Regions from separate parts of the Homo sapiens genome. Here region 1 is linked to region 2. The links are chromatin contacts, found by Hi-C or POLR2A ChIA-PET in ENCODE. All regions are on one chromosome and are shown on one strand. The core of a region is the stretch at or near the end of the contact, and the rest is flanking DNA. Distances in the headings are between cores, read along the strand shown. Region 1 overlaps MBP (myelin basic protein). Region 2 overlaps ZNF236 (zinc finger protein 236).

What was found. Hi-C counts contacts between places; a loop is a spot of excess contacts on that map. ChIA-PET counts read pairs that join two places held with the same protein, here RNA polymerase II (POLR2A). Pooled maps may share reads with other maps.
Region 1: a pooled map shows a loop between it and region 2 (2.4-fold over the local background). The contact joins two enhancer-like sites. A Hi-C loop is called at or near these places in 4 of 37 single-sample maps with no recorded cell type and 4 of 50 pooled maps. POLR2A ChIA-PET finds 5 or more read pairs at or near these places in 1 of 52 experiments (GM12878).

What each region holds. Positions count from the first base shown.
Region 1 is chr18:77,097,849-77,103,578 of GRCh38, reverse strand. All of the region lies in intron 2 of MBP (myelin basic protein), which reads left to right. Among named protein-coding and RNA genes, the nearest start is that of MBP, 32 kb to the left of the region's middle. RefSeq lists a silencer at 1,339-1,458 and enhancers at 1,749-1,818, 1,909-2,038, 3,142-3,900, 3,703-3,922, 5,417-5,730. Within about 2 kb of position 1,663, at least 38 of the 41 ENCODE cell types and tissues checked have a DNase peak (open chromatin) inside an H3K27ac peak, as active enhancers do.
Region 2 is chr18:76,931,302-76,937,382 of GRCh38, reverse strand. ZNF236 (zinc finger protein 236) reads right to left here. Exons shown (of 31, transcript NM_001306089.2): 26 at 40-227. Among named protein-coding and RNA genes, the nearest start is that of MBP-AS1, 46 kb to the left of the region's middle. Within about 2 kb of position 4,787, at least 2 of the 41 ENCODE cell types and tissues checked have a DNase peak (open chromatin) inside an H3K27ac peak, as active enhancers do.

The DNA of each region.
Region 1 (5,730 bases), core at 414-2,913, 170 kb before region 2:
CTCGGAGAGGGAAGAGATTATGAAATTCCTTTGCTCTGATGCAAAAATACTTTTGATTTTTCAACATTTTTTATTTTTTAAACATACATGTTTTCCCCTCAAGGGAAATTATTCCATTTCGTTGGTACTTTAATTCAACATAAAATTATGTGTCTCCAACTCGAGGCAGATGGTGGTGCACTAGAATGTCCGGCTGCTGAAGATGGGCCGGGGTGAGGGTCAGGGGAACCCCCGACTTACACCCAGATGCTTTAGAAATGTCCGCGGAATTGAACGGAATTGAATTTCAGTCTCCAGACCTCTTCGCTGAGGTCTGTAGTGCGTTTTTATTTAATAGTAATAATAAACTTGGAAGAAATGGGGCCTTCTCTGATTTGTACTTAATTTCTATGTCAGCCACATGAGTAATTTTCCATGATTTGCTTTCAAATCATCCATGGAAGGCGAGTAGGTGACTATATACTGTTCCTGTGTATATTTTATCTTGATTAAAGTGATAAACAGTATTTAGTTTCTTACCTAAGGATTTAGAAAGACTAATTTTATAAATATGTAAATGGTTCTAGTCAATGTTGAATGGGAGGGTGACTCATTATTTTGTTCAGCCCATACTTAAACTGTATTACTGATAATGTCAGCATTATAATTAGCAATAACAACCATAAATGTATTAAGTTACTAATTTATTAAGAACATGGCTTGGATACAGTATCTGCACCAGGAGGATTAAGTTTCACCTAAAGTGAAAGTGGAAAAAACAGCTCTGCTCAGAGGCCTCTAGGCTGTTAACACTGTTGGTATTTTAAGTCTTAGAATGACTGATTTGCAACTCCAGTTTCAAGAAACCTCTCTGTGGTGTACAGTTTCTTTCCTGTTGTTTGACGCTGTAAAACACCCACATATGTTTTTAATTTGTTTAATGCTATCAGAGTAAGATTTTGAGCCATAGCAAAGCCCATGCTGAGGCTTTTGTTTTCTGAAATCTCATGTTTAAAGTTCTGATCATTTAAAAACCTCAAAACTTGGAAATGTTAAAACTATGGTTCCTGTAGGTAGTTTTAAGAAGTAAGAGCTTTTTTTTCTTTCCTTTAAACTTGATGGGAAATATTTTGTGCCCTTCCAAGTACATGTACATGTTCTGTGATGCTGCATAGCTTAGTAGAGCATTAAACTTGAATCACAAAAGAAAACGTGACATGAGCTCCAGCCGTGTCACCTACCACTCTGCACATTTCTGTGTGTGATTCTGGGAGGCATTTTTCCCCCTTATGAGAGAGTCAAGGAAAGTTTCTGTCAGTTTCAGGTGCTGGTTACTGATCTGTCAGCAGGGAGGGCAGCTGCGGTGGGGGCTGCCCGGTCTACCCCACACACTGCCTCTGCCCCACTGCCCGGCCCAGGCTGCTGAGGGCCCCCTCCTTCCCACCCTGCTGCCACCTTCTCCACCTCTCCCCACCCACACTAGATGATTCTTTCCTCTGCTGTCATAGAGCCTGCGGCTGAGTGCTCTGATACAGATCCTGGTGATTTGTTTATCATCCGACTTCTTCCCCTCCTATATCAAGGAGGGAACTTTCCTCTCTCTGATGCCTCCGTCTCTAAGCCTGGAGCATCCCCAGCACATAACTGGCTTACAGATGTTCGAAAGAGTAAATGAATCATACCTATTTCCTAACTTCTTTTTCACATAAAAGCTCAGTTTCCTGAGCAGGCTTTAGGTGCCGTTGGCTGCTGGGGAGGTGGTGGGGAGGCCTCGTCTGTTGCCTGCAGGAGCTTCCAGTCTCCTTTGCAAGTTTTGCCCTCAGTGACTCAGGGCTTTGAAATTTGCTTCTCTCTCATCCCGAATAAGCCACGGCAGGATGTAAGAGGAAGAGAAACTAACTAAAGGGTTAACTGTGGAATGTCTCTGATTGGTGAAAAAAAGACACTTTTCTGGAGTTGCAGTGTTAGTCCACTCATATGGGGTGCAGGTCCCTGGTAACAAGTGGTTGAGCCACCTTCCTGGGCCAGTTGAGGGTCAGAACAGGAGACATCAGATTCAGGCAGAAGCACTCCGCCCATCAGAGGAGTGGGCAGCCTGCCCTCCTGACTCATGATTCACTCATGCGGATGGAGTGTAACTTCCTCCAGGCAGGCGCAGGTTCAGGGCACAGCGCTCCTTCTCAGAAACGAAGAAACTCCTGTTCTGCCTTTGACTCCCTGTGTTTTTTAAGTTGCAGGGAAATTTGGTTTCCAAATGGTCCTGCCTCACTAATTTACCAGCTTTCTATCACTCTGCCCATTTTGTATTTGGTTCTCCATCTTACTACAGAACTTGGCAGAACCCAAGAAGGAAAGGGTGCCAGCTGCCCTGGAGAACCCAGGGACGTGCCTCAATGCCAGGAGAGGGGCAGGGGGCAAGACCCACCCACAGAGGGATGCCCTGTCTTAGGCAGTCTTTGCCTGCCTGGCAGTCCTTGGTCCTTAGGACGTAAGACACTTGGCTTCACTGGCTACTGGAGGAATTCATTCCTTTTTGGCAGTGTGAATCAAAGGGGCTGGGCAGTTACCTTTGGGAGGGTCAGCAAGCGCTCAGAACGTGCCCATGTGCCAGGCTGCTTGTGGCTTTTGTCCCTCAGCTTTCTCTGAATGCTGTGGATCTGCTGAGCTGTGGGCTTACTCTTTGGGGTTTTCTGGTGATAGCTAAGCCTCCTGGGGATGATTCACTACATGTTCAAAACACCAAACGAGGCCAGGTGCGGTGGCCCACACCTGGAATCCCAGCACTGCGGGAGGCTGAAGCAGGCAGATTGCTTGAGCCTAGGAGTTCGAGACCAGCCTGGACAACAAAGTGAGACCTTATCTCTACAAAAAAATCAAAAAATTAGCTGGGCATGGTGCTGTGCACCTACAGTCCCAGCTACTCGGAAAGCTGAGGTGGAAAGATCACCTGAGCCTGGAGAGGTCGAGGCTACGGTGAGCCATGATCACACCACTGCACTCCAGCCTGGGCAACAGAGTAAGACCCTGTCTCAAAAAAAAGAAAAAACCACAAAACACACACACACACACACACACACACACACACACACACCCCAAATTCTATCTAGGCCAGCGCTAACACTGTATTAGTGCCTCCTGTGAGCCAGGGACTTTGCAGACATTGTCTACATTGTATGTTGTATGAGTTCTTGGGGCTGCCATAACAAAATAGCAGACTAGGTGGCTTAAAAGACCGACATTTCTTCTGTCACAGTCCAGAAGACTGGAAATCTGACAGCAAGGTGCCAAGGGTTGGTCTCCTCTGCAGCCTCTCCTTGGCTTGTAGAAAGCATCTTCTCTCTGTGTCCTCCAGTGGTCGTCTCTCTGTGTGTGTCTGTGTCCTAATCTCTGCTTAGAAGGACAGCATCACGTTGGCTCAGGGCCACCCTACTCCAGTGGGACCTCATCTTAATGTCATGGCCTCTTTAAAGGCACCATTTCCAAATGCAGTCACGTTGTGAGGCAGTGAGGTTTAGGACATCCACGTATAGATTCAGGAGGATCACAGTTAAGCTTATCACATGTGTTACTTGATAAACCCCAGCAGCGGCTGCACAATTAGAGTAGAGAAGGAAAGTCCTGGGATTGGCATTTGCCGCCATGTCTGACACCTCCTGGGGAACGGACTCCACACCAGCAGCCACACGCAGTCTCTGCCCTGTCCTCAGGAGACAGCAGACCTGGTTTCCCTTCTGCAGACCCTGGTTGGGCCCTTCCTGTGCAAGGTTCCTTCTTCCTGCCTCCTGCCACAGGCCCCAGCTGGCGGCTCCCCCCAGGGCAGGTGTGCATCTGCAGAGCGCTCATCTCCCACGTGCTGAGTCATGGCTTTGCGCAGCCCTCCCCATACTTAGGACCCTCAAAGGATCATCTTCATTCTCCCAGGCACTGAGTCGCAGAGCTGGGCCGGGCCTGCCCGAGGCCAGGTAGCCAATGGTGGGGAAGCCAGAGAGCAAAGCCAGGCCTGGAGCCCCAGGTGGCACAGCCGGGCAGAAACGATCCTTGCGTGGGAGCGTCAGTCTTCTCGTGGCCACAGGAAATGAGGAAAGAGACAGGGGAAATCATTTTAATGTCATGTCTTTTCTTTAACCTAAGAAACCTCAAATGTCATGTAAGCATAGAATCCATATAAAAATTGTTCATGAAATGGTTAACAATTCTTCTCCCATGAAGTCCTCACACTCTAGGATATATTTTATCTCATGGTGCAGTGTGGCCTGGCTACGTCTCAGGTGCTAGGTGGCCACACGTGGCTGGGACCGTAGGTCTGGGCAGCACAGCTCCAACCCTGGCCGTGCCCACGCCCCCTGCCATCTATAGCCAGGCAGAACACACTGAGACCCCCCGTATAGTGTACGTCATGCAGTTCACCATCCCCTTTGTGCATGGTACCCATTGCTCGTTAAATAAGCACTTTCTAAAGAAGTCAGAAAAAATTGTAAATTACCAATATTTTTCCCTGAGAGATGCTTACAGGTCCAATGTTTCACACACTCCCCCTCCCCTTGTATGAAGTGAGTTGGGGTCGATAAAGATGAGGAGGAGGGAAGGAGGATGACGGGGAGGATGGAGAGGAGGGGAGAGAAGAGGAGAAGAGGGAGGGGGAAGGAGGAGTGAGAAGGAGGAGGGAGGGGGAAGGAAGAGGGGAGGGGGTAGTGGGTCAGGCTAATAAATGCAGTTGTAAGGATTGCCGTGGATAAAAATGCAGCGCGGAGGAGGAACAAGGAACGGCCCGTTTAAATCTGCCCAGACTCAGAGGCCGTTTAGGGCCGGTGAGAGTGATGTTTGCCGAAGGGCATCCAGCCCCACGTCCCACTCTGCCCTGCCTTGGCGGTGCCTCAAAGCCCTCCCAAGCCCTTACGGTAAAGGCTCAGACCTGGGACCTTAGCACAGCTTCTGAACCAAGAGCTGTGGCTGAGCCCTGCAGGTGTCATGACATTTATCAAGCTGTCTTGCCACGAATTTTCTCTGACAACACACAGCCTGTTTTTAATTCATGAGTGGATCGATCGTGCTCTTTCCAAATGCAGGTGAAAATTAGCTGTTTAGGACTGAAAGGAATGTTTTAAATGCTTGTTCATTCCTGCATTCATCCATCCCCACACACACATATTAAAAATACTTTTTATTATGTGCCCACTCTGCATAGGACAGTGATAAACTTTGTACATGAAAATTCCGGCTTCACCACCAGCTAGTTGGGTGATCTTGGGCAAGTTACTTTCTCTCTCTGTGCTTACTTAAGATGGTAACATGATACGATGATAACATTATGTAAAGTGAGTGAGTCCACATGTGTGGTGCACCCCCTTGTACATAGCAAGTGCTGTGTGTTGTTTGGTGTTACTAATTTTCTTCTTATTGCTATTATTGTAAAAAAAAAAAAAAAAAAAAAGGAAGTCCTTGTGTCTGTCCTCAGAATACCTCACAGTCTAATCAGGAGACCAACAAAATTACAAAAGCACACTCAGAGCAGTGATGGGTATGAAGAGCTCAGGACAGAAGCAGGACTCCCTGGGGCTGTAGAGCCCACAGGCCAGCAAGAGAAGCTACGGGGAGGGCTCACATAGAGGGAGAGACAGGGGTGTCCTTCCCCACTTCCCAGGGTTGAGACAAGCATAAGCAAATATTTAAATACTGTATTTTTTTAAAAAAAAGATTTGATTTGGGGCACCTGCTGCAAACCTCTCCCACTCAGTATCGCCAAGGCTGTAG
Region 2 (6,081 bases), core at 3,538-6,037:
TTGAAAGGACCTTCGCATCCCTCTCTGAGGAGCACTTGCCTGAGAGGTGATGTTGAGTGTGACAGTGTCCAGGCCTCCAGATAGCATACCCTGAGTATCGGCCAGCGTCAGCGTGACACTAGCGTCACCTCCCACGCCCGACGAGGACATGACCAGGTTCTGAGTCGAGATGGCCGATGGAGACATCGGTGTTGTTGAAGGAAGGCTTCCGCTTGTAGTGTTAAGTTCTACAAAAGAGGCAAAGTAAGTAGATCAATGGGAAGGCCAGACAAGTCCAGGTGTAAGGGCATAGGGAGAGCGATGCTCCCACCTGCAGGAAGCAGCATTCATGCCCGAGGTCTCCAAGCTGCACCAAAGAAATCACAGGGTCTTCAATTCTAATTTTAGGATAAGGCTTTTCTTAGTTTTTAAACATCTTTACATATGAATATACTGTGCTTCTTAAGTATAACACACACAGAGAAAAACCAGTAAACAAAGAGTGAAAATGTGACCCCATAGTCTCAGTCACAGCTACTACTGTAGAATGAAAACTCAGACAAGAATTTCCAGTGCATTGTCCCCATCCACAACCAAAGAGACCAGCTGAAGAAAGGAAGCAAGTGTGATCCACTGAGGAATAGCTACTTCCGGAGCTTACCCATCCACAACTGAAGAGACCAGCTGAAGAAAGGAAGCAAGTGTGATCCACTGAGGAATAACTAGCTCCTGAGCTTACGGGATAAATCTGACCATCTCTGCTCATTTTCTCACTTTCATCACCCTGACTGATTCTTATTCTAAAAGACAGGAGGTCAAAATACATCTCATAAATCCTTTAAATATTCATTTATCCTGCATGACATCTTAATTTTCTTCAGAAAAGACAACAAAACTGAAATATCTCCCCTTGCAGCCGATACTAAGAGAAACGAAAGTATCTGGTGAAGAAAGGGCTTTTCTTTTACAAAACAGACACTCATGTACCTTGCTGGCAGATGAGACGGGTTCAGCATGGGATTATCAAAGTCCTGTAGTGGGCACCAGTGAACACAACGTTGAAAGTATAAACACATGGGCACACACACGCACACTCACTTTATCCCACAGTCGAGCCATCCATTCATTTGAAACATGTATTCCTCATCCACTTGTGCCAGCCACTGTGCCAGTTGCTAAGGATGCCAAGATGACGACCAAAGGAAAGTTCAAAAAGCTATTGCCTAACCAGGTTTCAAAACAAAAGAAACACGCGCCTGTCAGCACTTTGCTGTGACTTGGGTCACATCAGTCCAGCGCTCTCCTAGGAGTCAGGGGCCAACAGGAAAACTAGGTTACTTACTTGTCGCTGGAGTTCTCCAAATACAATGCCTCCACAGATCCACACTCCTGGGGTCCCACACTGTGCTGCACAGACCTGGAACCTTCAAAAGCAGTAGAACCATTAGCAGGCTGGGAGGCTCGAGCGCTGAAGCAGCCGCCGGGGCTCCACAGATAGCTAGGTCAGACCCTCCCGCCTGCTCCAGCATCCGCACAGAGTGCTGGTGGGAGCCCGAGGAGTGTGGCCTTGTGGAGGACGTCTGCATGCACTAAGCGTTCCAGTGACCAGTACAGCAGCTGACCTAATAGCTGTCCTCCTAAAATTCCCTCCACACACCCTTACCGCACACTAGCCTGCGGGTACGTTTTTAACATGAGTGGTCAAAACCATAGAGACTGGGGCGGGCGGGCAGGTGGCAGCTGCCAATGAGCTTGCACAGAGGGAAGACGGGGAAGAGATGCATGTGCCTGTGAATCTCGCCCAGGATCACACTTAGAGCCAAGGCGAAGCCAGCGCACAGCAAAAATTCAAACCTCACCCCAACTGCTGAAATAAAGGAACCAAAGATCTTCTCCCCACTCCCACCAGTCAACTAATCCTGACTTTCTAGTGATTATTAAGGTATCAGAGGTTCCGGGACTGTGCAGCATGAAAAATGTAAAAAGATAGAGAAGGCTTGTGTTTGATTAAAGTGAAACCTGACACAAAGTTCAATGAAAATAATAAACAACTTCAGACAGGGCCAAATTTCGTATTTCAACTCAAACAGTGAACCTTTAATAATGTCCTAATTCAATGGATTTTCCACAAAGAGGATGATACCGGTTCCAGTAGAACTGTCCTCAATATGATTGAAAAGAACACATGACTAGAGCAGAAAAAAGCTGAAATTTTCTTAAGCATGCAGTTAAATTACAAGCTACAAATAGCTCTTAACTATCCATTTGTTAAAAGCTACAATCTTATATTCAAATTAAATACTCTTAGCATGAAAATGAAGATCCCATGCTGAAGTGAAGATTGTAGACTCTTACTTTTATTCTTCACTTATTTTTCTGAAACCACTGTTCCTCCAGCATGTATAGAGCAATACAAGTCTGACTTTATGATTCCGACTCAAAAATAAGTTAAAAAGATTAATAAACTGTACGCTCATCAAACCCAACATTGTCTTAAATCTCTTGGGATATCACCTCATAGCTTCTAAGAAAACATAATTTTGTAAGGTTCTAAAAATAATTTAAAAGATATGATATCAGTTTTTTCTTGCGATTAACTGAAATGTGGGAAGACAGGAGGTGGGGGCGGCAGAACAGGAGAGAAGCATCGGGGTAGCCCCTCGTTCCCAAGCATCCAGGTCACTCAGAGGGACAACTCGTGAGGATGAGAACGTCCTCTTCAGTTTTAATATACACCGGGGAATGGGAAATGTTAAATTGTTGAACTATTTAAAAATAAAATAAGTGATTATACTTAAATCTAGAAGAAACTAAGGCTAGAATAACCCTACAAATAAATAGAAAACAAATACTGGTCTTTGCTTCTTTCATCAAAAGCAGAACTCAATTTATTCATCAAAATTATCTTAAATTTAAAAGTGGACGAAGGTAAGAACAAAAAGATAATACTCATTTGAGATGAATTCCTTAAAAAGTTGTGCTAAATTTCTCAAGCCTCTATCAAGACTACGATCTGCTTCTGAGACAGTACTTACATTCTATGGGATCACTTTTTAAGGAAAACTCTTTGTGTCAGATTTGGGAATGGATGTTGGGATGAAACTCTGAAATAGTCTTCAACTCCTGCATCACGAATCTCAACAAAAGCATGTGCTTTTGTCCTGCATGTGAAATTCTGACTAATTGTCTCGCCTGGATTCATCGCAAATCCCTAAGTGGTGATACACTTCTTTCAATGCCTTCGATTAAGATGAAACAGCCAGAGTTAACCTAGAAGCTGATGAGTCTTAACCAAACCTTGCTTGCATAGAGAATCAAAAAATAATAATAGCCATATACATATTCATTATGCTCAACATAAGTTTTGTATGGGCATTAGAGGTTTTTGAGTGTTTACCTTAGAAGAGTCATGTTTAATTTCAAAATAATGTCATTTTAATTTCAATTATTAGTGGTGTGGCCTCAAGCTAGATCTGAAACTGACTTTGACTCTAGATAAATATTGCTCACTAAGAGGCAATCTCCTAACTACTACTATACAGTTGAGATCCACTACATAATTATAACTAGGACAAATGGGATGTGCAAGCCACTCTAAAAACATCTGCTTAATATCAAGGATTGAGTGGGTCAATATATGAACAATTGCTTCCTATACCCAGGATTATTCAAAGATGCCAAAGGTATTCAAGAACATAAGACAACTTACTTGATCACATAAAACTAAGCCTGTATTTAAGAATAGCCGATATCACATTAATACACAAATATTCTTTAATTATGCGTTCATCTTTTATTTTATAATGTCACCCAATCCCTTGAAAAGCTTTTTTTTTTTTAATTTAACAAGTGGGATATAAGCTAAAGTAGCCTAAGAGAGAGAGAGAGAGTGAGAGAGAGAGACTGATTTTCTCAGCTGACTCTTTTTTTTTTTCTTCTTGAGACGGAGTTTTGCTCGTCACCCAGGCTGGAGTGGCACAATCTCGGCTCACTGCAACCTCCACCTCCCAGGTTCAGGCGATTCTCCTGCCTCAGCCTCCCGAGTAGCTGGGATTACAGGCACCCGCCACCAAGCCCAGCTAATTTGTTGTATTTTTAATGGAGACGGGGTTTCACCATGATGGCCAGGCTGGTCTCAAACTCCTGACCTCAGGTGATCCGCCCGCCTCGGCCTCCCTAAGTGCTGGGATTACAGGCGTGACCCACCATGCCCGGCCTCGGCTGGCTCTTTAAAAAAAGGTCTAAAAGAATAATAATTTAAAAAATGCAAATCAGCAAAGTGGGTATGTTGCTGTTTATACAGAAATGTCAGCTGCATAACATGTGGGAGCCTTGCACCCACTGACTGAGGACAGCTCGCCTGCCCTGAAAGGACCCTCACCTGAGTGTGAGATGCTGGTGTGACACTTCCAACATGCGTCTGTGGAGGTGAATTTATAGGTACAGCACTTACTACCGAACTAGCCAGATCACAGGAGTTTAAAGAAACGCGGGCAGCTAGAGCAGAGCCCTGGAGTGCGTGCGCCCTCATTCCATCCAACTTCTCCCTTCGGTCAGAACATCCCCAATTTCGAATCAAGCAATCTGCTGCGCCTACAAACATCCAGGATCACCAAGAGGCACAAACACCACTCCACTCAAACTGAAACCTCTACAACCCAACTTGTCTCTCCATCAATGTGCCAGGGGCTCACTAAGGATGTTCAGCAGAGTTTCCAGGAAGACATGAGGCTGCACTGCTGACGGCCAGTTTCCTGCTCAGTGAGGCCGGCCAGCAGGGCATGAATCCAGACATCTCACCCAGAGCCCTGCACCACGAGCGACTACCACTCGCTTCGGCCCACACACAAACAGCACGTCTTCACATTGCAACATGAACCATGCAGCGGGGGAAAGATGATGAACTCACAGCCTAAGATTAGAATTCTAGAGATGAGAAGAACACACTGCCTGATCCTTTAAAAACCACAAACTATGAGTTTTAGAAAACGTTTGGAGAAAAACATTTGCTATGTTAACTTCAACAATACATCATATATTTTGGACCTTCCACCCATTAAAATATCCACACCTCCTTGCTTCAGCTAAAGGCCACCATGGGCCATGCAAAGCTGAGTGGCTGGCGTTGGGAGAAAAGCCACCACACTCCCAAGCCCCTCTCTCAGCTCAGCCAGGATGTCCTCAAAGAAGCCACAGAGCCACCCCCTGTGACATGTGCTCTCTGTGCCATCACCTCTCCTTTATATATGGTTACAGCTGTAATTTTATAGTCACTTGTGGATTCTTCAAAAAATGTCTGCACTCCATTTATTCTGAGATCCAGAACACAGGGCCAGCTCTGACCTGCCCAGAGTCACAGTCCCAGATTTTGCACAATTCTTAGCACACAGCAGACACTATAATCTTTTATGGAATAAATGAACTACGGGACAAGAGGTCGTTTCAATTAAGAATGAAGCATGAAAAGAGGTCTAGCTTTTGGGTACAAACATATCTGAAGATTAGTTTTTTTTTCCTCACAAAGTGATATACATAGTTGGAAAATAACAAGGCTAAGAAGTGAATGCAATCTCTACAAGGTGAAGAGAACGAGATAGGTATGTTATCCTAAACTGTTAATGGTTACTTATGAAACTGTCATTTATCTTACATGAGCTCATTTATTACGTTGGTGCAAAAGTAATTGCAGTTTCTGCCAATATTAATATGTTTATTTTTCATAAAATTCTATGCTTTAAAATCTTAGAAAGCTGCCTCCTTTCCATTTTTCTATTCTATTTTCAGCTGGTGTCAGAAAATTCTCACTGGAGGGCAGAAGTAATGAGCTAAGTAAGAGTCTTCCAGCGCTGGGTTAGAAAGGGACAGCTTTGTACATGGAGTTATTAACATGCTAACTTGTATAAATATACGATGCTTTGTACAGTTGAATAAAATTATTTACTTTCATGGCTTAAAAAGTAACATCATCGATTGGTTGGTAACATTAGAGAGAATTTTGTATCCTAGAATTAGACATAAGCCAGTAATCCTTACAGAATGATAATCCATGTGACAAAGCATGACGCTGACACACCTGTCATGCTAAGGACAGTTTAACTCCTC